2 separate regions of the Homo sapiens genome follow, and region 2 is linked to region 1. The links are chromatin loops, found by intact Hi-C in ENCODE. Cell type or tissue: CD4-positive, alpha-beta T cell. All regions are shown on one strand. Links, peaks and the distances in the headings refer to the core of each region. The heading gives the core; the rest is flanking DNA. Region 1 overlaps LDLRAD4 (low density lipoprotein receptor class A domain containing 4). Region 2 holds the start of MIR4526 (microRNA 4526).

Evidence for each region. A loop is a pair of places that touch in the nucleus more often than their neighbours do. Peaks named below come from ENCODE experiments on the same cell type or tissue, not always from the same donor. Only the 100,000 strongest peaks of a DNase experiment are listed, where the experiment ranks them.
Region 2: a loop joins it to region 1, with 2.3 times the contacts of the local background. A loop is called at or near these places in 13 of 110 quality-filtered maps.

What each region holds. Positions count from the first base shown.
Region 1 is chr18:13,459,031-13,471,494 of GRCh38, forward strand. All of the region lies in intron 4 of LDLRAD4 (low density lipoprotein receptor class A domain containing 4), which reads left to right. MIR5190 (microRNA 5190) reads left to right here and starts at 917; the gene lies at 917-996. LDLRAD4-AS3 (LDLRAD4 antisense RNA 3) reads right to left here and starts at 11,988. Exons shown (of 2, transcript XR_007066301.1): 1 at 11,764-11,988; 2 at 10,997-11,268. RefSeq lists an enhancer at 2,580-2,874. In CD4-positive, alpha-beta T cell, for the core only: CTCF peaks have their summits at 5,627 and 5,829; a DNase peak (open chromatin) is centred at 5,941; H3K4me3 peaks cover 1,758 bases; H3K27ac peaks cover 3,343 bases.
Region 2 is chr18:13,606,093-13,618,556 of GRCh38, forward strand. The region is part of intron 4 of LDLRAD4 (low density lipoprotein receptor class A domain containing 4); the gene reads left to right. It overlaps MIR4526 (microRNA 4526), which reads left to right and starts at 5,022; the gene lies at 5,022-5,108. RefSeq lists enhancers at 6,532-6,761, 7,182-7,701, 7,702-8,219, 9,159-9,208, 9,239-9,308 and 3 more. In CD4-positive, alpha-beta T cell, for the core only: no CTCF peak of the experiment used is centred there; DNase peaks (open chromatin) are centred at 3,379, 5,089, 6,359, 9,679 and 2 weaker places; H3K4me3 peaks cover 2,926 bases; H3K27ac peaks cover 2,022 bases.

The DNA.
Region 1 (12,464 bases), core at 2,268-10,267:
AGGCCAGGTGTGGTGGCTCACGCCTGTAATCTCAGCACTTTGGTTTTGGAAGGCCGAGGTGGGAGAATCATTTGAGGCCAGGAGTTCGAAACCAGCTTGGGCAACATAGTGAGACTCCATCTCTACACCAAAAAAAAAAAAAAAAAAAAAAAAAAAAAAAAGCCAGGCATGGTAGGTTATGCTTGTGGTGCCAGCTACTCCGGAGGCTGAGGCAGGAGGATCACTTGAGCCTAGGAGCTTGAGGTTACAGTGAGCTATGATTGTGCCACTGCACTCCAGCCTGGTAACAGACTGAGACTTAGTCTGAAAAAGAAAGAAAAATTAAAAAATAACATTTGGTGTTTTTTTTTTCTTTTTGTTTTTGTTTTCCTGAGATGGAGTCTTACTCTGTCGCCCAGGCTGGAGTGCAGTGTGTGATCTCAGCTCACTGCAACCTCCACCTCCTGGATTCAAGCCATTCTCTTGCCTCAGTCTCCCAAGTAGCTGGAATTATAGGTGCCCGCAACCACGCCCGGCTCATTTTTGTATTTTTTGTAGAGATGGGGTTTCACCATGTTGGCCAGGCTGGTCTCAAACTCCTGGCCTCAGGTAATCTGCCCACCTCAGCCTCCCAAAGTGCTGGGATTACAGCTGTGAGCCACCGCACCCGGTCAAATTCGGTGTTTTAAGCCACTGAGTTTGTATAGCTTGTTATAGCAGCAATAGGGAAGAGATACATATGGCTTTGTCTATAGAAAGATATTGCTTAAATAAAAAGAAGAAAACCCTTCCAGGTCTACATTTTCTCAGGCAGTGCTTGCGCTTTAAGGAGCACGTGCAGGATATTTACATCAGCAGCAAGTATATGAATCGTAGCCTAGTCTCATCGTTAGAGGTGCATAAACTCAAGGTAAGCATACCCTAAGTTTCCGCTCAAGGTCATACCCTGGCTCCAGCCCTGTCACATGGTTAATGTTCCACAGCCAGTGACTGAGCTGGAGCCAGGGCCACTGCCCCCACGTCGTCACGCCATGGTCATTGTCATTTCACTGCAGTTTCTCCAGCTTCCTTTTGAAGAGGAACACAAAGGAGAGGTGCTTTGCAAGGATACAGTATATTATAAGAATAGGGACATGTTTGAAACTAGTAGTTAATGAACATTATTTTCCTAAATTCATAGCTTTTATTTTGTTTTTTTTAAGAGACAGGGCCTCACTCTCTTGCCTAGGCTTGAGTGCAGTGGCGCTATCACAATTCACTGCATCTTTGAACTTCTGGGCTCAAGGGATCCTTCTGTCTCAGCCTCCTGAGTAGCTGGAACTACAGGCACACGCCACCATGCCTGGCTAATTTTTGTGTTTTTTGTAGAGATGGGGTCTCACCGTTTTGCCCAGGCTGAGCTGGAACTCCGGGCACAAGCAGTCCTCCTGCCTCAGCCTCCCAAAGTGCTGGGATTACAGGCATGAGCCATGCACCCGTCCTTAACTGATAGTTTTAGAGCAGTCCATTAGAGTGGACCCATGTCATCTGACGAAGCCATGTGTCTGTTTTGTATTTTCTAAGAGATTTGGTGCTGAGTAAAGAAAAAGAAAATTCTTCATATCTGATGAGAAGGTAGTGCTGTTGAGAGAGACCAAAAAAGGACAATTAGTGATGAGGGTATTTAAGGCAGACAGTTCATACCTCCTGAGTTTTTGGAACATGTGTCTCTCTTTGGTAAAATATTTTGGGGATAATCCCTATTATATGTGTATTTAATTATTTTAATATTATATACATATACTATTATAAACTTCCTAAGATAAACACAAAATTATAGATTTTGCTGAAGAGCAAAATAAAAATAAAATTGTTCTCCCCTTTTCTTCCAACACCAAATGAATCAGCCCACTGGGGTGTAGTAGGCAGCTCTGCCTGGAACTGCCTGCCATGCCGCCCTCTGTGTGCCTGGAACAGCCTGCCATGCTGCCGTCTGCATGGCCGGGGCCCTTCTGCAGCCCCCACTGCACCAACCTTTGTCCGCCTTTATTGTTGGTGAACACAGTGCCCACCTCACCATGCTGGGGTGGCCTGGCTTGCTGTCTCTTGAGTACCGTGGGAACTGAGGCGGGCTGGCCTTGTCTCCCCAGCGCCTGCTCACAGAAGGTGCCCCATGATGTCTGTCGTGCAGATGAATGTGTCCACGCGTGCTGGGCTAGTACAGAAGATCGGTAGGCAGGGGTCTTCGTGGCCAGGGCCTGAGGAGGACCGATAGCCTTGGGGACTGCATGGGTTTTGAGAGTCTGGGGGAACCAGGGGGAAGTAGGAGGACATAGTAAACAAAGGTCAAGAAGAGCGAGGAAGACGTGGGGATGGGGACACGTACCTGACTGAGGAAAATGGATTCTAGGAACACAAACGTCATTGAAGAAGGAGAGTGTGTGTTACTGGTTGAGGGTGTCCTGGTCCTTGGCATCTTGAACAAATAATCAGACAAAACACACAAACAAAGCAAGGAAAGAATAAAGCAACAAAAGCAGAGATTTATTGAAAACGAAAGTACACTCCACAGGGTGGTAGCATGCCCTAGCAAGCGGCTCCTGAGCCCGGTTACAGAATTTTCTCCGCTTTAAAGACTCTCTAGCGGTTTCCCATTGGTTACTTGGTGTACACCCTATGTAAATTAACTAGTGGCCTTTGATCAGTCTGATTGGTTGCAGGAAGGGGCCAATCAGAGGCTGAAGCAAAGTTACAAAGTTACACCCTATGCAAATGTCTGATTGGTTGCAGAAAGTGACCAATCAGAGGCTAAAGTGAAGTTACAAAGTTATACTCCTATGCAAGACTTGGCCCCTGACCAGCCTGATTGGTTGTGGGAGGGGTCCAGTCAGAGGTACTTTCAATTTTTCATCTGCCACACAGAAAAAGTGGGAGGGGGCAGGGTTGCAAGGGAGTAGCCTCTGGTCCTTGTGTTACTTGGGCATGGAAAGTTGGGGTTTTCCTTTTGATTTAGTTCTAGGAAGTCGGTGTGAATCGGCCTTAGGTTCCCTTCCTCCAGATCCTATTCTCCTGCCTCATGGGGTCACTGCTTGCCTGGGTGGATGAGCTGGAGCTTCATTCTGTGAAAGCAGTGGGCTGGCTTCAGATCCCGTGACAGCTGCAAGCACAGCAGAACCAAGGCAGGCACTTGTGGACTTCTTCACTGGCCTCAAAAAAGCAGGTGGTGTTGTCAACTGTGGTTACACTGGACAGAAAGAACACTGTTACCAGGGGCCAGGTGTGCAACAGTTCTGACTAGGGCCGTGGGAGTAAGGCCGGGAAGCAAGGGGTCCATGCAGTTACTCTGAGCTGAGACGAGCAGGCTGACCGCTAGACTGGGGGCCACAGGGGGACGGGCCAGGGATGCATCCAGGTGTCAAGCCAGGGTGCATGGTAATGTGACTCTCCAGACCACACAGCCAGGTAGGGGGCTGGTTTTCAGGATGAGATACCAACTTTGGTCTAAGAGAGGTGACTTCTACATAGGGCTGTGAGACAGGCACTGTTCAATAAGCAGTTGGAACTAATTTTTTTGGATTTTAATGATTCCAAAAAAGAAATCTGGGAGCTACAGAATTAGCATTTATCTTCTTCCCTTAACTGATACAAATTCTTCTATGCCAAGCCTTGAAGAGCGCCCAAGAAAGGCGTATATCAATGCGGAAGGTGGGAGTCCAGGAGGCCAGTGTGGGCTCAGTCATGGTGGCTGTCACGGGCGGAGCAGGGACAGCAAGGATGTCTCCCAGAAATGCAGAGAGCCTGAGCAGAGCCCCGCCTGGGAGCTTTTCTACAACAATGTAGCCAGAGAGGTTCAGCCTTTCCAGTGGGGGGCAGCTCGTGGCCTAGACTCGGTGAGGATAGTATACTCTCACGCGGAGATGTTCCTGGAAGCCTCACACACCTGTGGCCATGCTGTGGTGGCCTTTGCAGGGCTCTCTAGGGCAAGCTGAAGGCAGATCCCGACTGCCAGGGGCAGCAGCCAGGGATGGCTTACAGGGCAAGCAGAGCATTTTCCTACCTGTGGTCCCGCTGGGGGGCCCGAGACCAAGAATCTCCACGAAACAATTGGTGACCCCTGAAGATGCCACACCGGGTTTCTAGAATCACACGTGATGTGTGTGTGCACCTAGGGAATGGGAGCTCTTCCTGGGTGTGGCCATGTCCCCCCTGGACTCCTAAAGGTTGGCCTTATGGGATGGGTGACAACCAGCTGCCAGGCTCCCTCCCTGTCCCCCAGTTCTCCTTTTCTCTATTCCCTTCCTGTACCTCTTTTGGAGGCCATGCTGCCTGCCCACCCGCCTCCCTGGAGGTGTGCAGCCCCCTGAGCCTGGGGTTCAGAAGAGCAAACCCACCGGCATCCCAGGGCACCTGCCTGACGAAGGGAACAGGATGCCTTCTCTGCATTCCCTTCGTTGCCCTAAGTTAACACTATAGCTCCATTCTGTTATTTTTGTGCTCAAACAGGCTTAAAAACAGTTGTTAACACATATTCTCATCTCCCAAATTGTCATTTTTTTGAGATGGCAAGGAATACATCACGCCTTTGGATGGCTTTAATTTACATCATCTAGTGTTCACCTCATTCACACGATTCTGATACTTATTTCTAATTCTGAGTAACTAACGGCAGGTGACAGGGCAGTCACCCAACAGCGTATAGCACCTTGGGGCTTCACAGAAAGAGCCCTGCATGAGGACCTGTGTGTCACCCACACTTCAGGCCAGCTTGACAGCCACCCCCGCCTTTAGGGAGCTGCAGCAGCTAAGAAACATGTACTGCAGAATAAGAGAAAAGGACCCAAGATTGCTTTTTAAAAATGTGTTTCTTAACTTGTTCTTTGGCATAATTTCTGCATTAATGGATAGTACTTCTCAGCCTTTCATGAAATTTCTGCCTCTTATATGTGGAGAAAACAGAGGCTGTTTTAAATTATAAAGGAAAGCTTTAATCTAGTCCAAGAAACTGGGGGAAATAGACTTCTTTTCTCGCTTTCAGCCCCATTTCCCTACCTAATGTTAAATATGGCTATTTCTCCCAATTTAGAGGGTTTTCTTTGTAGAATATGAATGAGCTATTTACTGGGTAACAAAAAGACAAGCCTTTCAAGTACAAATGGAGCTTTGGAGATCTCTCAATTTGAAAGACTAATCTCTGCATAAACACAACTGTTTCTCCATATTGCTGGGAACACTCCATCTATCTGTTTGGCCACATTTTCTATTATGGTTTTTATAAAATGAAACGATGGCTAATAGCTCAGCAGAGAAGTATTTGGGCACAGTAGCAATAGGGATGTGTTTACATTGCTTTAAACTGTGTTGTGAGCAAAGAATAGTAATTTTCTATAGAAATTGCTCTAATCTGATCAGTAGAATTAGGCATTGCATATTTTCATTTCTGTACCTTTATCGGAGCTTATGTCAACTAATAATCTCATTTAGATACTTGGGTTTTTCATATTAAATATCTGGTTATACCTGCTATATCTTTCAGCCTCAAAACTCTTAGATCAGGTCTTCCTTTTTCTTTACACAAGTGGATAGCAGATGTGACAATACCACTGTCTGCCACAGGGAATAATTTGAGGGGCCACCGTGTGTCTAGAACCTTCCACAGGGAAGTGCACCTGAATGTGGAAAGATGGTGCCATTGCTCTTAGAAATGCCCTTTAGGGCTGACAGAGCCTGACTTTTTTTTTTTTTTTTTTCACATCGCTGTAGATGGGGCTTTTGAAACCCTCCTTCCCTTCAGCCCCCACCCCCACCCCCACCCCAAGGTTTTAGGACAAAATGGGATGAGTGAATTCATGGCTTGACAGACTGAACAGAAAAATGAGGCTCCGTGCTCCATATTCATGTGCATCTGCCCCTCATGGTGACATGCTAATTGGTTGGCCGGTGCACAAGACAAGGAAGTGCAGGTTTCCTGTTGCTCACACAGTGCTTCCTGTCTGCTGTGGCAGGAGCCGGGAGGAAGGGAGCGAGCCAAGAGGGGTGCTGCCCACCGGAAACGATGGCGCGAGGCCGCAGAGCTAAATGGGGGCCTCTCCAGGGAGTGCTCTGTTCACGGCTCCATCGCTGTTAGTAAGTATCTTGTGATTTCGGAATTTAAATGAGGTTGTGTTTAACCTGCATAACATCTGGCTTTTAAAATCTGACTTTATTTTCCTTTTATTTCTGTGCATCGGCTCAGGCACACTTAGTGGTTGCTTAGGTGTTGAAGTCAGGTTACCAAACAGCACGCCCTCTCTTTATTCTCAGGCTGCGTGTTTCATTGATTCTGAAGGTCAGATGGCTGTGTTCAAGTTCTGTTAGTATATTGGTGTCAGAAATGAAAAGATGATGTAACCCTTTATAACTTCTTAAAGGCTCATATCATGTCAGGAAATTAACCTGTAGGAGTTATGGACAAATGCCCATCCTGATGATTTTCAGCCATGAAAATGAGTAAAGGGGAGATGGGCATACGAAAGGCTGCATGTGTTGAGCATTTGATTTTGGAGGAGGATGCATTTGTTGTTTGATGGAGTCTACGACCTTGCCCTCATTCCAAAGGGCAGCCTTTGGCCCTGGGCATGCCCTCATTGGCTCACAACACCTACAAACCATACAACATTTGGCATCAGGGTTGTATCTGTTGGTGGAGGACACAACGCCAAAAGGAAATGGGATTTCCTGGTTAGGCCTGCGGCTTGGCAGATGATTGTTATGGGAAAGACACTGAGTCTGTTTAGGCAATTTCTTCCTCTTTACTAATAAAGTGTTCCTATTTTGAAAGCAATGCTGAGTTGTGGACATGTGTATAAACCGTAATGCTGTAAGTTAGGCCTCTCTTGTCTAGAATCTCAGCCTCTTCATACTCTCTCCCCCTTTTTTGCCATATTATTTTCCTTATCACTAACTATATATTTTACCTGTCTCACTTACTATCTGTCTCTCCTCTCAGAGTGTTACTCCAGGAGGGCAGAGATAACTGTTTAGTCCAGGCTGTGCCTTCGGTGCTCAAAATAATGCCTGGGTGCAAAATAAATATATCTTGAATGAAATAATGAAGTAATCTTTAAAATGGTGCTCCGAGCATAATTTTCATATAGTAACACATAGTTTGCAATTAGTTGTCTCTTTCAGGGATAATGGAATTGTTCAACATAAGAAAATCAGGCCTGGGCACGGTGGCTCAGGCCTGTAATCCCAGCACTTTGGGAGGCTGAGGTGGGCAGATCATTTGAACCCAGGAGTTCAAGACTAACCTGGGCAACATGGCAAAAGCCTGTTTCTACAAAAAATACAAAATTAGCTGGGGGTGGTGGCGGGTCCCTTTGGTCCCAGCTACTTGGGAGGCTGAGGTGGGAGGATCACCTGAGCCTAAGAGGTTGAGGCTGCAGTGAGCTGTGATCATGCCAGTGCACTCCAGCCTGGGTCACAGAGTGAGACCTTGTTTCACCAAAAAAAAAAAAAAAAGGAAAATCAAACAATATAATATACCACATTTATAGAATGAAAGAAAAAAAATGAGATCTTCTCAATAGACACAGAAAAGGCATTTGACAAACTCTTAACCTTCTTTGATTATAAAAACACACAAAAACCTAGAAATAGAAGGAACTTCTTCAACAAGATAAAAGGCATGTCCTCGTCCAGCTGGGTGCCTCTAACAAAATACCATATACGAGGTGGCCTGTAAACAACAGAGGTTTATTTCTCATTGTTCTGGAGGTCGGAAGTCTGAGATCGGGGCACCACCAGATTCTGTGTCTGGTGGGGGCCTGTTTCCTGGTTCATAGATGGAACATTCTTGTTATATCTTCACATGGTGGAAGGGGCCAGCCAGCTCTCTGGGATCTCTTTTATAAGGACACTAATCCCATTTATGAGGGCTCCGCCCTCATGACCTAATCACCTCCTGAAGGCTCCACTTCCTAATATCCTCACATTGGTAATTAGGTTTCAACATGTGAGTTGTAGTGGGGCACAAACATTCAGTCTATAGCAGGGTATTTATGAAAAACCTACTAATACCATACTCAGTGGTGAAAGCTTTAAACCCTAAGACAAGGAACAAGAGAGGATACCCACTTTTACCAATGCTGTTCAACATTGTACTCCAGGTTCTAGCCAGAGCAACTAGACAAGAAAAAGAAATAAAAGGCATCCAATTGCAAAGAAAAGAATGAAAACTATCCCTGTTCAAAAATGACATGATCTTATGTATAGAGTATCTCCGAGATGCCACAAGAAAGCTACTAGAACAAATAGATGAATTCAGCAGAATTGCTGGGAACAACATCAACATGCAAAAATCAAGTGTGTTTCTATACATGTGCCATGAACAATCTGAAAAGGAAATTAACAAAGTCATTTCATTTAAATTAGCTCTAAAAGAATAAAATACCTAGAAGTAAATTTAACCCAGGAAGAAAGATTTGTACACTGAAAACAATACAAAATATTGCTGAAAGAAATTAAAGAATACCTAATTAAATGGAAAGACGTTCCATATTCATGGGTAAGAAGACTTAGTATAGCTAACACATAAATACTACCTAAAGCCATCTACAGATGCAATACAATCCCTATCAAAATTCTAACAGCCTTTCACTTTTGCAAAAGCTGATCTTAAGATTCATATAGAATTTCAAGGCACACCTTACAGCCAACACACTCTTGAGAAAGAACAAAGTCAGAGGACTCACACTTCCCAGTTTCAAAATTTACAAAAGTACTGTAATCAACACGGTGTGGCGTGGACTTCAGGATAGATGCATAGACCTATGAAGAGAACTGAGAGTCCGGACATCCACACAGCTATGGCTGGATGATTGGATGATTTTTGATAAGGGCTCCAAGTCCATTTAATGGGAAAGAATAGTCTTTTCAACAAATGATGCTGGGGCAACTGGGTTCCTGCATCAAAAGAAGGGAGTTGGACCCTATCTCATATCAGGTACAAAAATTAGCTTGAAATGTATCAACGACTTACATTTAAGAGCCAAGAGCATAAAATTCGTAGGAGAAAACATAGGGGTAAGTTTTCATGATGTTGGATATGGCAGTGGATTCTTAGCTATAACACCCAAAGTATGAACAACAAAAGAAAAAAAAACAGATAAATTTGACTTTATCAAAATGAAAGACTTGTGTGCATCCAAAGACATTATTAAGAGAGTAAAAAGACATCCTACAAAATGGGAGAAAATATTTGCAAGTCATTTATCTGATGAAGGCTTATTATTCAGAATATATAAAGGACTGCAAATCAAAACCCCAATGAGATACCATCCCACACCAGTCAGAATGGCGATCATTAAAAAGTCAGGAAACAACAGGTGCTGGAGAGGATGTGGAGAAATAGGAACACTTTTACACTGTTGGTGGGACTGTAAACTAGTTCAACCATTGTGGAAGTCAGTGTGGCGATTCCTCAAGGATCTAGAACTAGAAATACCATTTGACCCAGCAATCCCATTACTGGGTGTATACCCAAAGGAATATAAATCATGCTGCTATAAAGACACATGCACATGTATGTTTATTGCGGCACTATTCACAATAGCAAAGACTTAGAACCAACCCAAATGTCCAACAACGATAGACTGGATTAAGAAAATGTGGCACATATACACCATGGAATACTATACAGCCATAAAAAATGATGAGTTCATGTCCTTTGTAGGGACATGGATGAAGCTGGAAACCATCATTCTCAGCAAACTATTGCAAGGACAAAAAACCAAACACTGCATGTTCTCACTCATAGGTGGGAATTGAATAATGAGAAGACATGGACACAGGAAGGGGAACATCACACACCGGGGCCTGTTGTGGGGTGGGGGGAGGGGGGAGGGATAGCATTAGGAGATATACCTAATGTTAAATGACGAGTTAATGGGTGCAGCACACCAACATGGCACGTGTATACATATGTAACTAACCTGCACATTGTGCACATGTACCCTAAAACTTAAAGTATAATAATAATAAAAAAAGAACTACTAAAAGACTCAACAACAAAAGGACAAATAACCAAACACAAAAATGGGCAAAGGGCTTAAATAGACATTTATCCAAAGAAGATATGCAATGACCAATAAACAAATGAAAACATACCAAGTATTCTTAGTTATTTGAGAAAGGAAAATCAAAACCACAATGAGATACCACTTCACACCTACCAGAGGGGTTATGATTTTAAAAATCAGAAAATAACAAGCATTGGCAAAGATGTGGAGAAATTGGAACCCCTTTTTATTACTGATAGGAGTTTACAACGATGCAGCTACTATGGAAAACAGTTTGATGGTTTCTCTACAAGTTAAACATACAATTACCATATGATGCAACAATTCCACTCCCAGGTGTACAACCAAAATAATTGAAAACAAGGACCGGAACAGATATTTGTACCCACTGTTCATTACAGCATTATTCACAATGGCCAGAGAGTGGAAATAACTTACAAGTCTATCAACTGATGAAGAGATAAAAAATGTGGTATATACACGTGATGAAATATTACTCAGCCATAAAAAGGAATGAAGTTTGGATGAACCTTGGAAAACATTATGCTAAGTGGAATAAGCCAGTGACTAAAATATAAGATATGACAAATATATGATACTGCTTATATGAAATATCTAGCATACACAAGGTCAGAGAGACAGGAAGTGGATTAGAGGTTACCAGGAGCTTGGAGGAGGGAAGAATTGAGACTTTACTGCTTGATGGTTACAGAGTTTTGTGTTCAGGGAAGAGATTTGGAAATGGATGGTGGTGACAGTTGCACAACAGTGCAAATGTTAGTAACACCACTGAATTGTGTCTCAGTTACTGGGAGGCTGAAGAGGGAGGATTCTTTGAGCCAGGGATTTGGAGGCTGGCCTGGGCAACATAGTGAGACTCCATCTCTAAAAATAAATCTAATAATGATTAAAGTGGCAACATTTGTTATATATATTTTACTACAATAAAAAGTTAGAAAAAATCGTGGGACTATTTGGAGTGCAATTAACAACATTGAGTTTTATTTCTCCTTCTCCAGACTAACATCTAACAGGTCTGTGGATCAGAAATGATGGTGGAGCAGTTGCCCTTTGACATAGCGATAGACCGTGTGGAAATGGTATTCAGTAAGCCCTTGACATCCAAAGGGGTGCACATGCAGACCTTTGCAAATCTCCAATAGAGGGCTGCAGAAATGTTTGTAGAGTCTCTTGACTTTCTTCAGACTCATATTTTCATAGAGAAATAAGTGTTTCCTGCGTATTTTCTCACCTGCAAGTTTAATCTCTCATGAATGGTTGTGTTTCATGAGGAAATAAAGTTTTCAGCACTTTGGAAGTGTGTATAAGGATGGTTAGAAAATCATACTGTCAGGTTGAGATGTGGATTCTCATCCTTCCGCCGGCACCTCACCAACCCAGCACTTGGCCACCATCCTTGTGGCACGTAATTCATGTCTGCCACAGCAAAATAGCCAATGTCCTGGAGCCCTGAGCCCTGTGAGATGTGTAGGAAGTCACCCTGCCCCTGTCTGGCATCTAGTATGAGCTCTAGGCATGTTTGTTGATTGAGTTAGTGAGTCAGTCACTGTCAGTCAGAGGCACATGCTGGGATGTGTTGCGGGAAGTGGATCGCTGACCCTCTGGTCATGGCACTCCCGCCTTCCTGCTCTGGTATGGGCCTGGATGAGGGTGCAAGGGTGTCTGCTGGGGTCAGTTCTGCTTCCCCAGATCCCAGCCACCCTCCTCAGCCACACACAGCACTGACCTCACTCCCCATGCGCTGCCCTGCTCTCAACTTCCACTTCTCCCCAGTGTCTTGGGCAAGCAGAGTGCCCACAAAGACCCCTGTTAGGACGCAATGCCTAGCAGGGGTCTTTGTGGCCCTGGTAACCGCCCTCTCCCTCTCCACCGGCCACTGCAGCTGCATTCACCTCTCCACGCCCAGGCTGCCCTGGTGAAAAGAAGCTCGTTTGTAGACAAAGTGTGGGAGTGTCTTTACTGTGGGTGAAAGAGCAAACTTGGGGATCTCTTTGCAAAGTGCTGGAGATTGTTAATGATGTCATAATTAGTAGGCAGCACTCAAAGTGTTATGACATCATTAACCAGTGATTGTTGTACTCCGTGGCCTTTCTAACTGGCTTGTGATTGGGCCCCAAGGCTGCCTGGCCCTCCGTGAGACCATGTCTGAATAGATACCTGAGAGTTAGACCCATGCGCTGGGTCTGGCTGAGGCTGTGTGTAGATCACAGCAGCGTGAGCACTGGCTGTACCTTTGCCCTGTCCTGCTGCTCTCACTGTCTGCTGTGTCGGGACACTGAGCAGAAGTGGCGGTGGAATGCACACAGCACAGCGTGTCACAGTGCGCATGGGCTCCCCACTGGAAGGGATGTAGCATTGTTTTTCTTTCGTAATGGAGAGAAGAGGGGAAGAAAAGGCCCAGGCACTGGTTCTCCAACTCTTGTACAT
Region 2 (12,464 bases), core at 2,987-10,986, 150 kb after region 1:
CTCATTTTATAGATGAGGAAACGCACCCAGCTCAACCTAACACAGGTGGCAGGGTTGGAACCCAACGTTGGTTCTAACTGGCCTCTATAAAAACTTTATACTGCCTCCCATTTTCTTCTGGGGCTTGGAAGGGTAGCTGCAATTTCAGGCACAAACCCACTTAGGAGGTAGCTTAGCCATTATGAAAATCTATACCACCATAAATGTGGACTCATAAGTAATTCCTTTTTTCCGCTTAGTAGCATAGATAATGTGTAACATAAACTCAAATCTGCTAATTCAGGGAGTCTTTTTGCATATTAGGAAGCTATTTTAAAGCTGTTTAATCTGAACTAATTTATTTAATACATTTGTAATCCGCATTATTGGCTTGCTAGCTCCATGGGGTCACACACTTTTATATTTGTTAACATTCCTACCAGACGACAGGGCTGGTGGGAGCACACGCAGAGCATTTGCGTTTCTACATAAAGCTGTCTCTGTGCTGCGTTTTTCTAAGTTCCAAGGATACGCTAGAAGATTATTCCATGTTATAGACTAATGTCCACAAATATCAAACTATTTCCATGTTTTGAGTCTGTGGGAACATAAAGTTTGTGTTCTTTTAAAATCCTCATTCATGACTTTAAGCATAACAAACTGACTTAAAATGTACTGTTTCTAAAGGCCAAATTCCAGGGATTAATTTTTATGTGGAAAATTTCATCTCAGAGCAAAATTTTATAGCATAGTCGTAAACCTCAAAGAATGGGAATTTGTAATGGGCAGAGCCATCGATTCTTAACAAGAGCTGCATTAACAGGCAGACGAGACACATAAAATGGCTCCAAGAGCCTCATGGCAACATGTGGAGATGTAGAATCTTTTACATGGATTTGCAAGTAAACACATCCTCTTAGTGCCCCAAAAAATCGGGTAATCAGGCTAAAAAAATCAAAGTAAGTCATCATCAGTCCACTGGCATCCTTTGGTTAGTTTCAGTGGTTGCTACATTTGTTGACTGTTGGCTAATTAATTCTGAGCTTGCTACCACTGAGCAAAACAATGAGTGGGTGGCCGGATGGGAGTGTCAGAGTCAGACTATCCCGGCTCCAACTCCTAGCTGGCCTCTCACCAGCAGTTTGCCCTTGGACAAAAGACTCACCCTCTCTGAGCCTCAGTTTCCCCATCTGTAAAGTGGTAACAAGAAAAATGTGCCTCACAGGGTTGGCATGAATATAAGAGATATATAGTGCTTGAAAGTGCTTTGCATATAGCAGTAAACCTTTATGAATGTTTACAAATGCTAACTTTATGCTGCAGAACCATTGAAAAGGTATTTCTAATTCTTTTTTTCTTATTATTTTATTTTACTTTAAGTTCTGGGATACATGTGCTGTATGTGCAGGTTTGTTACATAGGTATACATGTGTCATAGTGGTTTGCTGCACCTCTCAACCCATTATCTAGGTTTTAAGCCCTGTATGCATTAGTTATTTGTCCTATTGCCCTTCCTCCCCTTGCCTCCCCCAGCCCCCAACAGGCCCCACTGTGTGATGTTCCCCTCCTTGTGTCCATGTGTTCTCATTGTTCAACTCCCACTTATGAGTGAGAACATGTGGTGTTTGGTTTTCTGTTCCTGTGTTAGTTTGCTGAGGATGATGGTTTCCAGCTTCATCCATGTCTGTGCAAAGGACATGAACTCATTCTTTTTTATGGCTGCATAGTATTCCATGGTGTATATGTGCCACATTTTCTTTACCTGGTCTATCACTGATGGGTGTTCGGGTTCTTTCCAAGTCTTTGCTATTGTAAATAATGTTGCAATAAACATACGTGTGCATGTGTCTTTATAGTAGAATGATTTATAATCCTTTGGGTATATACCCAGTAATGGGACTGCTGGGCCAAATGGTATTTTTGGTTCTAGATCCTTGAGGAATTGCCACACTGTCTTCCACAGTGGTTGAACTAATTTACACTCCCACCAACAGTGTAAAAGAAAAAACAACCCCATCAAAAAGTGGATGAAGAATATGAACAGACACTTCTCAAAAGAAGACATTTATGCAGCCAACAAACATATGAAAAAAAAAAAAAGCTCATCATCACTCATCATTAGAGAAATGCAAATCAAAACCACAATGAGATACCATCTCACGCCAGTTAGAACGGCGATCACTATTTCTAATTCTTCAAGTGATCTTTATCTGCGAGAATTTCTGTTGTGAGTGAAGCACCCGCGGTGGGGCAGGCTGTGGAGGGGGAGGCAACTGGAGGGGGAGGCAGCGGGGCATACCGAGAAGCCCTGGGGGTGAGAGCTGGGGCTGGGACCTGGGCTGGGTGAGATGCTAACTGGGCTTAGAGATGACAGTTACAGATTCTGGGCGAGCAGAGCCTCCCTTTACCACTCAGAAATTTTTTTCTGAAGCTAATGAGCTCTGAGTAGCCGCTGAGCTACTAACTTACCATACTTGGAGTGGCTGGATGAGAGCTGAAATCTCAGCTGATCACCTCCAATCAAATCCCTGGCTTAGGCTGCCTCTTTTTGGCCATTCAGGACAGCAAGGTTCCAGCCACCTTAGCTTCTCCTATGCAGGTCTCAACTGGTAGCCGATCCTTAAAGCCCGTTTGGTTCCTTAAATAAGCAACTACCTGCAGATGGAACCTGAGACGAGCTCAGCCACACAGAAACGCTTATCTGTAGGACTTCACTGAAGGTCCAGTGCGTTTCCTCCTAAGGACTGTAAACGCTCAGGTAAATATTTGTCAGATGGATTAATGAACTGAAGACCTTTATAGAGGAAACCTTGAAGAGATATCGTTAGAATCTCAAGTCCTTGTTGCTACCAACAACTCTTGTGAAAGTCTTTGGTGTCCCTGCCTTGCTCCATTTTCAAGGCCCCTGCTGCACACACAGATGCCTCCTAAGCTCTGAGATGCGTTGGTGACTGCACAAAACTCATATTAGACGTGATAGCCATCAGAGTACTTACGTGAAAGATGCGATGTAAAGATGATGAGGGAGGAGAGAGTGCCGAATGCAAATGTTTTTACACTTTCATATTTGTGTGTTCCACAGACTTCCCTCTCCCATGCCCTTCTGCTATGTGTGCTGCCATTTTCTCTGAATGAAGGGAAAAGAAATATTGGCAGCTCTCAGCTAAAATTCCCAGTGATGGACGTGCTGTCATGCAGCCAGGGTGAGCTGTGTATCAGGGCATGAACCCTGAGTCACGACTTGACCTCGGAACTTCCTTTCTGAAGCACCATCTTCAAGTGGTGCTTAAAAGGAATAAAAACAAAACTCAAGAGCACTATCTAGTACATCCGCCCAGACAGCCCCTCAGAGGCGCTGGGAGAGGCCCTGTGCCTGTGTTTAAGCCACACATCCCAAGACAGACTCTACACCATGTCCCCAGACACCCACAGGAGCGCTCATTATGCGTGTGTGTGTGCGTGTGTGTGTGTGTGTGTGTGTGTGTGTTAGGTGTGGGCAATGTTTTCAAAGTAAACTTGTATTCATAAAGTCAAAAGTTTTGAAAGTGGTTTTTAAACAGGTTGAACTGTGAGAACATTAAACTGAGTGGGCAAGGAGCTTAATTAAGATCGGCTCCATGGCCGGGCGTGGTGGCTCACACCTGTAATCCCAGAACTCTGAGAAGCCGAAGCTGGTGGGTCGCTTGAAGTCAGGAGTTCCAGGACAGCCTGGCCAACATGGTGAAACCCCATCTCTACTAAAAATACAAAAATTACAAAAATTAGCCCGGCATGTTGGCGCACGCCTGTAATCCCAGCTACTCGGGAAGCTGAGGTGGGAGAATCACTTGAACCGGGGAGACAGAGGTTGCAGTAATCAGAAATTTCGCCACTGCACTCTAGCCTGGGCGACACAGCAAGACTGCATCCAAAAAAAGAAAAAAGAAAAGAAAAAGATTGGCTCCCATGGCCAAGATGCCCAGTGACAGGGAAGCTAGCCAAACACAGTAAGTGTGTTGAGACACTGGGGAATAGCTGATGGCCGTTAAATGAAAGAAAAAAATGTTGATTTTCTTTTTTTATATATGAAATATTCATTTTACACCATGTTAAATCCCAGAGCGGGCTATTTATAACCATTTCAAAATGCAAATATGTTCATTAGCAAAGGAGAGAAGAACTTTTCCAGTTCCATGAAGTTCACCAAAGCCCTAATTTTTTTTTTTTTTTTTTTTTTTTTTTTTTTTTTTTTTTTGAGACGGAGTCTCACTCTGTCGCCCAGGCTGGAGTGAAGTGGCCCTATCTTGGCTCATGGCAACTTCTACCTCCCAGTTGCAAGCAATTCTCCTGCCTCAGCCTCCTGAGTAGCTGGGATCACAGGCGTGTGCCACCACACCTGGCTAATTTTTGTATTTTTAGTAGAGACGGGTTTCGCCATGTTGACCAGGCTGGTCTTGAACTCCTGACCTCAGGTGATCCGCCCACCTCGGCCTCCGAAAGTGCTAGGATTACAGGCTTGAGCCACCGTGCCTGCCCCACAAAGCCCTAATTTTAAGAAACAGACAGGTACAGTGGCCTACAGCGCTCCTCACTAAGGCCCTGGCTTGAGGGCAAGCCTATCATGTGACTGAGCCTGACCAGGAAGTGCTGGCCCAGGTGGCAAGGAGCCTCGGGGCTCCAGGGACAAGGGGCGCTGGTAGCCAGGGAGGGGCGGCTTGAAGTGGCTGCAGCTTCTAATTCTTTCTGAAGCTGCCTCTTTCTGAGGGTGACTCCCTCTTCATTCACCCAGCAGGGTGACTCTGAGAAGTCAGGGAAAGTCTGGCACAGGGAGGGGAGTTCCATTTTTAATTCGGAAATTGCTCAGGAAGAATCATACCATCCGGATTTCCCTCGCGGCTGTATATTAATAAATGGTCACTTTCCTTGCTGAAATTCTCTGGTTTCCTTTTATCCACGTGAAGCTTCTGGAAACTCTTCTGGGTGGTTCTTCTGTTGCTTTTCTGCCCCTGCCCCCAAAAATGAGAACATGAGAAAGTGATGTCTTCTAGCCACCTGGAGGACCCTGCGGTGACATCAGGGCCCAGTCCCTGCTGTCATGCCCCAGGTGACGTGCTGGGCTGACAGCAGGGCTGGCCGCTAACGTCACTGTCCTGGCTTCTAACGCTGGTAGTAACCAACAGAGTTTAGTTTTGCTTTGACAACTCCTCCTACAGCCAAAACTATTGTTATGGCCCACATGTCATTCCTATTTACCCTAAATAAGGAAAAACAAAGGCTATTCTGGGCTCCCGGCAGTGCTTGTGGTGGGGGTTATTTGCAGCGTTACCATGGCAGGCTGCCCTTTCCACCACGGCCACCCCGTGATTTTCTCTGAAAACTGCGACAGACTCGCAGCCTGCCCTGAATTTTCTTCACACAGCCTGGGGGCATCCGAATGCACGGGAGATGTTTTACACTCAGATGAAACAAACTGTTTAGACCTCGGGGAAAAGAGACTGTGCTTGAACAAAATGAACCAGGAGAAAGCGCCCTCCTGAGACATGTCTCTGCTTTCATGTTTGAATTGCCTGGGATTCTGTTCTCTAATTTCTGATCCTTATAAACTAAAACTGCCTAGGAACATTGAGCATCCTGACTTTGAAGGAGTCTCTGTGGTGTTTTTGTGCTACCATACATGGGGAATAATGATGTGAGGCAGAGGGAGAGGGAATGAATGGGAGAGCCAAGAGGGAAGAGCGAGCCGGGGGGAAAGGAGCGCGCAGTGTTTCCTGCTGCGGTTAGGACCTCACGCCTTGCCAGTACAGAGCTCGGTGGCAAGAGCCGCTGGGAGCTGCTCCCATCAGTTAGAGGATGTGGAGAGGGAGCACCAGAAGAGGACAGCCCGCAGCCTGGCTCGCAGCCTGAGGGACGCTGTGGGTGCTCCCAGCCGGGCGAGCACGCTCTGGGAGCGGATCTGCAGGGGAGAAGCACGCGAGCCTAACGTGAGCGTCCCGCCTGTCGCGTGTCCTGCCTTGGTAAGCGCCCTCTCCGGTCCTTCCACACTGAAAGCTTCCAGCAGAGATCAAGGGAAGGAGTATTGTGTGAGACTTGCAGATTTCCTCCTTTCTGTCTGGACTGGTTTGATATTTGCCTGTTGAAAAGATTACTGAACGCAGTGTGACAAGATGAGCCGTCTAGCTGCGTTCTGCTTGCCTGTGTGTGTGACACGTCCAGGTGTGAGGCCAAACCTGAGAAGTGCAGACTGCTCACTGATAGACGTTGCTGTAAACAGTAGTGCCCTGGGTGTACAGCTGGTCTCAGGATCGGAGACCCCGGACTTATTCTCTGCTCGGTGACACGGCCGGCTTCCTGCCGCAGAGCTCCTGGTTTCTGTTGATGGCAGTTGATAATTGGTAGCCACAGTCTGCGGTCGGAGCCACAGCATTTGAGTCTAGCACCTGGGGTGGGCCCTGCTGATACAGTAGAGAGAGAGTGAACGAGGCAGACAGAAACACACCCCCCCCCCCTCCACGCTCACACACTCTCCCACACCCCATGCCAGCTATAACTGCAGCTCTGAGCTGCCTGGAGAGGAGATTGCCGGAAGCTGAAGGGATGCTTTGAACGTGGGGGGGCTGCGTCACAGTTGGACTCCCACTTGCAGAGGACCTGATTATGTCCAGTGACCACCTGAACAACAGCACACTGAAGGAGGCTCAGTTCAAAGACCTGTTCTTAAAAAAAGGTACATTTCCCAAGAACTGCTATGGATGATGCATGCTCTTTCGGGTTTGCTGTGGTTCTTCTTGGAGTTTGGTCTGAGGACAGAGCTGAGAAGAGGAGAAGCTCTTTCTCAAGAAGTTTCTTTCTACCTAAGAGGGGTCTGTCAACTCAGAACATTTCCGGGTGGGACTCCCTTTAGGAAGATGCATGTCAGGCTTTTTCATCTTCTTTCAAGCCTGGAATTAGTTTGTTCCTGTTGGAGGTGTTATGCATGAGTACACAGTTTGTTGCTTTGGAGTTTTGTTTTTTTCAAATGTCTGTATATAAGGCTGAGACCTCCCCTGGAAATTCTGCTACTTGTTAATAATTCCTTTTTCTTCACCCTCATGAGCTGAAAACTGCATTTTAAAGAAAAGGTATTTCTCAGGATGTGGCTGGTTCATTGAACACTTTCTTAGGTCATCCATGTAGTGACAGGAGCTATTAGGAAGGAGAACTGTGACTCTGAGAGATAGAGAGCCAAAGAAAGTGAGAGACAGACAGACTGGCTGTGGGATGAGAGCCTCAGAAGCCACCACTCTCCCCTGTGGAAATGAAGGTTCCATTCCATGTGCAGCTGTGTTTTTTTTCTGATGCACTTTCCTAAATTAATAATGTGGAGGTGGAGGTGAGGGTGGATTTTAAATGAATCCTATAGGGGGAATTATGGCTTATGTATGTATTTTTTTCCATTTATAGCATGGCAGAGGGATAGACTTTTAAAAGGTTTATAATTGCTCTTACTCCTCTGCTGATTTTTTAGAAAATCCTGTCAGTCATCTTTGATCAGAACATATTTAGGTAAATTTCTTTCTGAAGAGATCATGAAACTCTAGATTCTAAAATGCGTGGTGAGAAGTAATTGTAGTGGATGAAGGCTTGGGCTTTCATAAAGTGAGGAGATGCCACTCCAGCTGGACGGGCTCGTGGAGTCTGCATTCGAGGGATTCCCTAGTCCGTCCAGTCATCACGGGCTGCTGCCCGCCTGCCCGTGCCGTCCAAGGCACCTGGCCTTGGGCCGGTATCAGGTAGCCGCGCCTGGGTCACACCTGCCCTCCACGTTCATCTCTCCACCTACAGATCATAGGGACCGTTTCCTCATTTTATTGTCATGCAAATGTTGTACATAAATACATGGCTATAAACAGGCAGCTCAGAGTAACCAGGAGGCTCTTTTCTCAGTGACAGATCACACCCTCTTAGAGTAGTAATTTTTGAATAATTGTTGCAAAATATGAAAACCTTTAGCAAAACTCCAGCACCACTGAAGTCATCAGGAAGTGTTTGGGAGAATACGTGTCTGTGCTGGATGCTGTTGAAGCAGGTCAGGCCGTTGGGGTCCCTTCGTTCTTAGGGCTTCTCCACCAGCTTCTAAATGGGGAATGCCAACTTTGTGCCAGGCACACACTACCTGCTGAGACACTGTGGATGAACAAGGCGTTGACCCAGGGCTCACTCTGTAGAGGAAGAAGACCAGAGAATGGATACCACCAAGACAGTGATAAGTGCTGCAACAGGGTTCAGAGCTGCACAGGAAGTCCCCAAAGGTAGTGAACCCATCATCGGGGCTTAGGAAAGAGCTTTTAAAGGAAGATAAAGCCAGCAGGTGACGCCAAAAACTGGGTATTTCTGTAGGGTAGCTTTTTTCCCTTTCGTTCTACTTGTTGTACTATACAGTAGAGTAGCCAACCCACCTCCAAGGAAAATAAAATTCAAAATATATAATGTAATCAGTATGATGATAGCTCTTATTGTTTTGCTTCTGTACTTCAAGCTGTGAAGTCATTCTTGTAACACAGGCTGAATTTTCCCCCTCAACCATGGTGTTTAATGAGTGTGAATCTTCATTCAACCATTAAAATCTCCAAGAGTATTTTTATACTAACAGTTCACAAACTTGAGGCAATTATAGTCTAAGTAGATTCCAACTCCTGCCCCCACCCGTCTTCCTGCCACCACCGCCGCCCGGTCTCTGGAGGATCTTGGAAAGAATTTACCAGCCTTTAGGAACATTCAGCACTTTAAAAGTGTCACAGAGCCATAAATAAAGAGTAAGACACCCCTAAGACTGTCATCTCATCACCACACCCGTCTCTGCTGAGGAGGACAGAGACAGGAAGGAAATGCGACAAGTTCACTGTGCAGTAGCCAAGCAGGCCCAGCCAACATGTGGGAGGGTGGGTGTCTGTCCCAGCGGTGGGGCAGGAGGCGTGCAGGGGAAGGGGCTGCCTGGAGGTAAGGCTCTGCGGTCAGCCAGCCCTGGGTTTGGTGCTCCAGGAAAGGCCAGCACGTAGGGGAGTGAGGTGGGGTGCTGCTGTTGGTAGGGTAGGAAGTGACCTCGCAGGGTGGGGCCAGGGCTTCGTGGCCAGTGGGCGGCCATTTCTGTGACATTGCAATGTTCTGCGTGGATCGTTTTCTGGATTCCTGCCAAGGTGTTTACTTGGCCTGGGGAAAGAGAGGAACGCATGAGGGGCCCAGACCTTGCCCCCTGACCCATGATAGGGTCTTTGAGGGCATACATAACACATCTGGAGCTTAAAAAGAATTAAACTGTAGAAATAAGACTTCAGTGAAGGATAATATATTAGTGGAGGAAAGACCAAATGGAAGATGGTGTTAACCATCCCACAAATAGAAATGAGTGTTATATTAGGAGCCTAAGGTGGGACAACCACACTTCCCCAGAGCTCTTTAAAAATAGCGCAGACACTCATGCCTCTAGTATGATTCAGTTCAGCTCCTCATTGAACCAGGGAAGAGACCGACAGACTTCACACCACTTCTTCTGTTCCTGTAATTCTCCACTGTGCAGCTTGGGATTTCCTGGAGATGTTTCCATAAAAATAGAGAGATGCCATCATCACTGTCGTCACTGTCACTGCTGTACAATAATAAAAGAAGGTGCTAGGATGCCTTCCTGTAAGTTTTAGACTAGATGTATTAAAAAGTATCCGGTATTTCCATTGCAGTGACTCATCTGTTACAGCATCATGAACTACAGCGCCGTAGAAGGGGGATGTGAACGTTTGACTTTGGCCTCAACTTCTTTCCTTGCGTGCCCTGCTTTCTAGCACTCTTCTGTGGACATCTGTTACTGTTGAACAAGGAAACTCAACCAGTGGTCTGTGTTCAGAATCCGTGTTAGGCGTGTAGCATCTTGGAAGCCCCAAAGCATCCTATTAATTTTCTAAGAATGCTACTATTCCTGCGGGTTTTATTTTTCTAAACTTTCTGTTTTAACAGTTCTTCCAGAATTCATTTTCTTCTTAGCCTCCCCTTTCCAGCCCACTCCTCCCCAACCCCTAAAAACGAAACCCAAACCCCAGGTGTCTTTCCTTTCTGTGGATGCTGGGCTCCACGCACCACAGCCACCTCCCTGCCCTGCCACGTGAAAACAGGCTGTGGGTGTTTAGTGGAATTCTCCTGTTTAAAATGACTGAGAGGGTGTGGGAGGACAGGTGGGGGGGGGGGGGTTGCCACACACCCCCTCGTGAGCTTGAAAGGGGGTCATGGAGGGAGAGGGCATCTCAATGCAGGGCTCAGGGTCTGGGAATCCTCACACACGTTTCCAAGAACCTGTTGACTGCAGTTTTCACTTTGAGGATCTCCTGGGCCCTGCCTGGGGAGGCTTTGTGGCCCTGAAGAGAGTACAATGCTCATCTTTTCTGTTGCTAGTGTTCTGGCTCCTGTGACTTAAAGACGAGAAGGAGGTCTGTTTCCACTGATGGGTTTTGCCCAGAGTCCCCAGAGCAAGGCTCTGCCGCGTGTGTGGGCCCCGCACCAGACCCTGACGCCCTCAGGGGAGGGCTTCGGGAGCACCCACCGGCCACCGTCACCTGCAGCCAGGGACCAAGCTGCTGCAGTGAGATGACCAGGCTGTGAGGATGGTGGTCTCTGGGACCCAGGTATCCCTGGGTCTTTGTTGCCTGCAGGAAGAGCTGCCTCCTGTGCCCAGGGCTGAGTGCCTTCATGGCTCAGGCCTCATCAGGCTGCCGCCACCCCAGGGCACCCCACGGGGCCACTCGATTCGGTTTGCAGGCTCCTGAGGACAGTGTTCCTGCTCCCACAGCCTCTGAGCATGCCCATGAACTTGACCTGCCCCAGGCACCATGCCACTAGGGTGCCCGTGAACCCCCAGGGCCGACGCTCATCCATGTGCTGTAGATGCACCTGCCACGGCTGGGCATGACTCATATTTGGAGCCTCAGGGCAACAGCATGGTGCAGGTGTCCCAGCAGGGCAGGGCGGTACCTGTGTGTGGCAGGTTTATAAGAAAGCAGTCCCCTTAAAAAGAAAGATGGTGGGGCCTTTACTTTTTTTTTTTTTTTAAGAGACAGGGTCTCGCTATATTGCCCAGGCTGATCTTGAACTCCTGGTCTTAAACAATTCCCCCGTCTTGGTCTCCCAAAGTGCTGAGATTCCAGGCACGCCTGGCCTGGAGTTTAGTTTTACAGAGAGTAATTCCATGCACTGTTTCATACAACTGAGATCTTTCTTATCCTTGCCTGAATTTTAAAATCAGATATATTAGCTCAGAAGATGCACACCTTTCAGTCAATATCACATGTTCCATGTGCTGTGTCAGACCAAAAGAGGAATAAAATCCAGAGCAAATAAAGATCTAACATAAAATTCAAACTCCAAAAATCTTAGGAAAAAAATATGTTTAGAATATTAAAGAGGACCTTCCCAATCAAACAGGATGTTTAGAGGCCATAAAGGAAAAAGAGAGTATTTGATGGCATAAAAGTTTATAGCATCTATAGAGAAACTCATGGTGAAGTTTCAAGAAATGACTGGCTAGGGGAAATAGTTGCAACATGTAACAGACAAAGATGTGTAACCATAATATGTAAAGATTTCATATAAATACATAAGAAATAAATGAGAAAACTATAAATACACCAATATGATTATGAAAAAGAGAAACACAAATTACCATAACCATAGGGAAAGATCTGAAATTACCAGTAATTGGAGAAATACAAATTAAAATGAGATACATATTTTTGCCATCAGATTGTCACCAGTTAAAAGGGCGAGTCTCCAGGGTGAATGAGGGCATGGGGAACATGCCTTCTTCCTGGGACAGCCTAAACGAATGCAGCCTTTACAAAAGGCAGGTTCTCAGTAGCCATGAGGATGAAAAGTGATTATGCCCTGGGTCCAGAAATGTCACTTTTAGGAGTCTTTCCTACAAGTATACTGACAAACGTGTGCCAGCCACACACTTGCACATATACACATGCAATTTTGTGGTCATAAGAGAAAAAAGAAAAAAAGCAAGCCACCTGAACAGCCACCAGCTGGAGAAGGCAAATGCCAGTATGTTTGTACTCTGTAACAGACAGGCCAGTGCACGTGTGTTCTTGTTTAAAGAGGTCTGTGATGTATTAAGTGAAAAGACACAAACAAGATATTTGCACATCGATTCCAATAACTGAAAAAAGGAAAGGCTTTATTTTGTAGCAAACACACACACATGCAACGGAGGCCTGGGCTTTCCCCCGGGACGGAGTGGGGCTTGGTGGAGTCAGGGGCGCTGTGGGTTGGGATGGGAGACTTTACACTGCACTGTTTCCTTCTATATGATTTAAATTTTCAAGAAGTTTTCATTATTTTTATAATAAAAATCCTTTTCAAATGAAACACAAATATGTAAAAAATGCCCAGAGACTTGTGAAAACATAATTTGATTTGCTTTGCTGCAAATGCTTGTCTGCATAGCTTTCCATAGTCAAGAACAGATGACCTAGAAAGGTGTC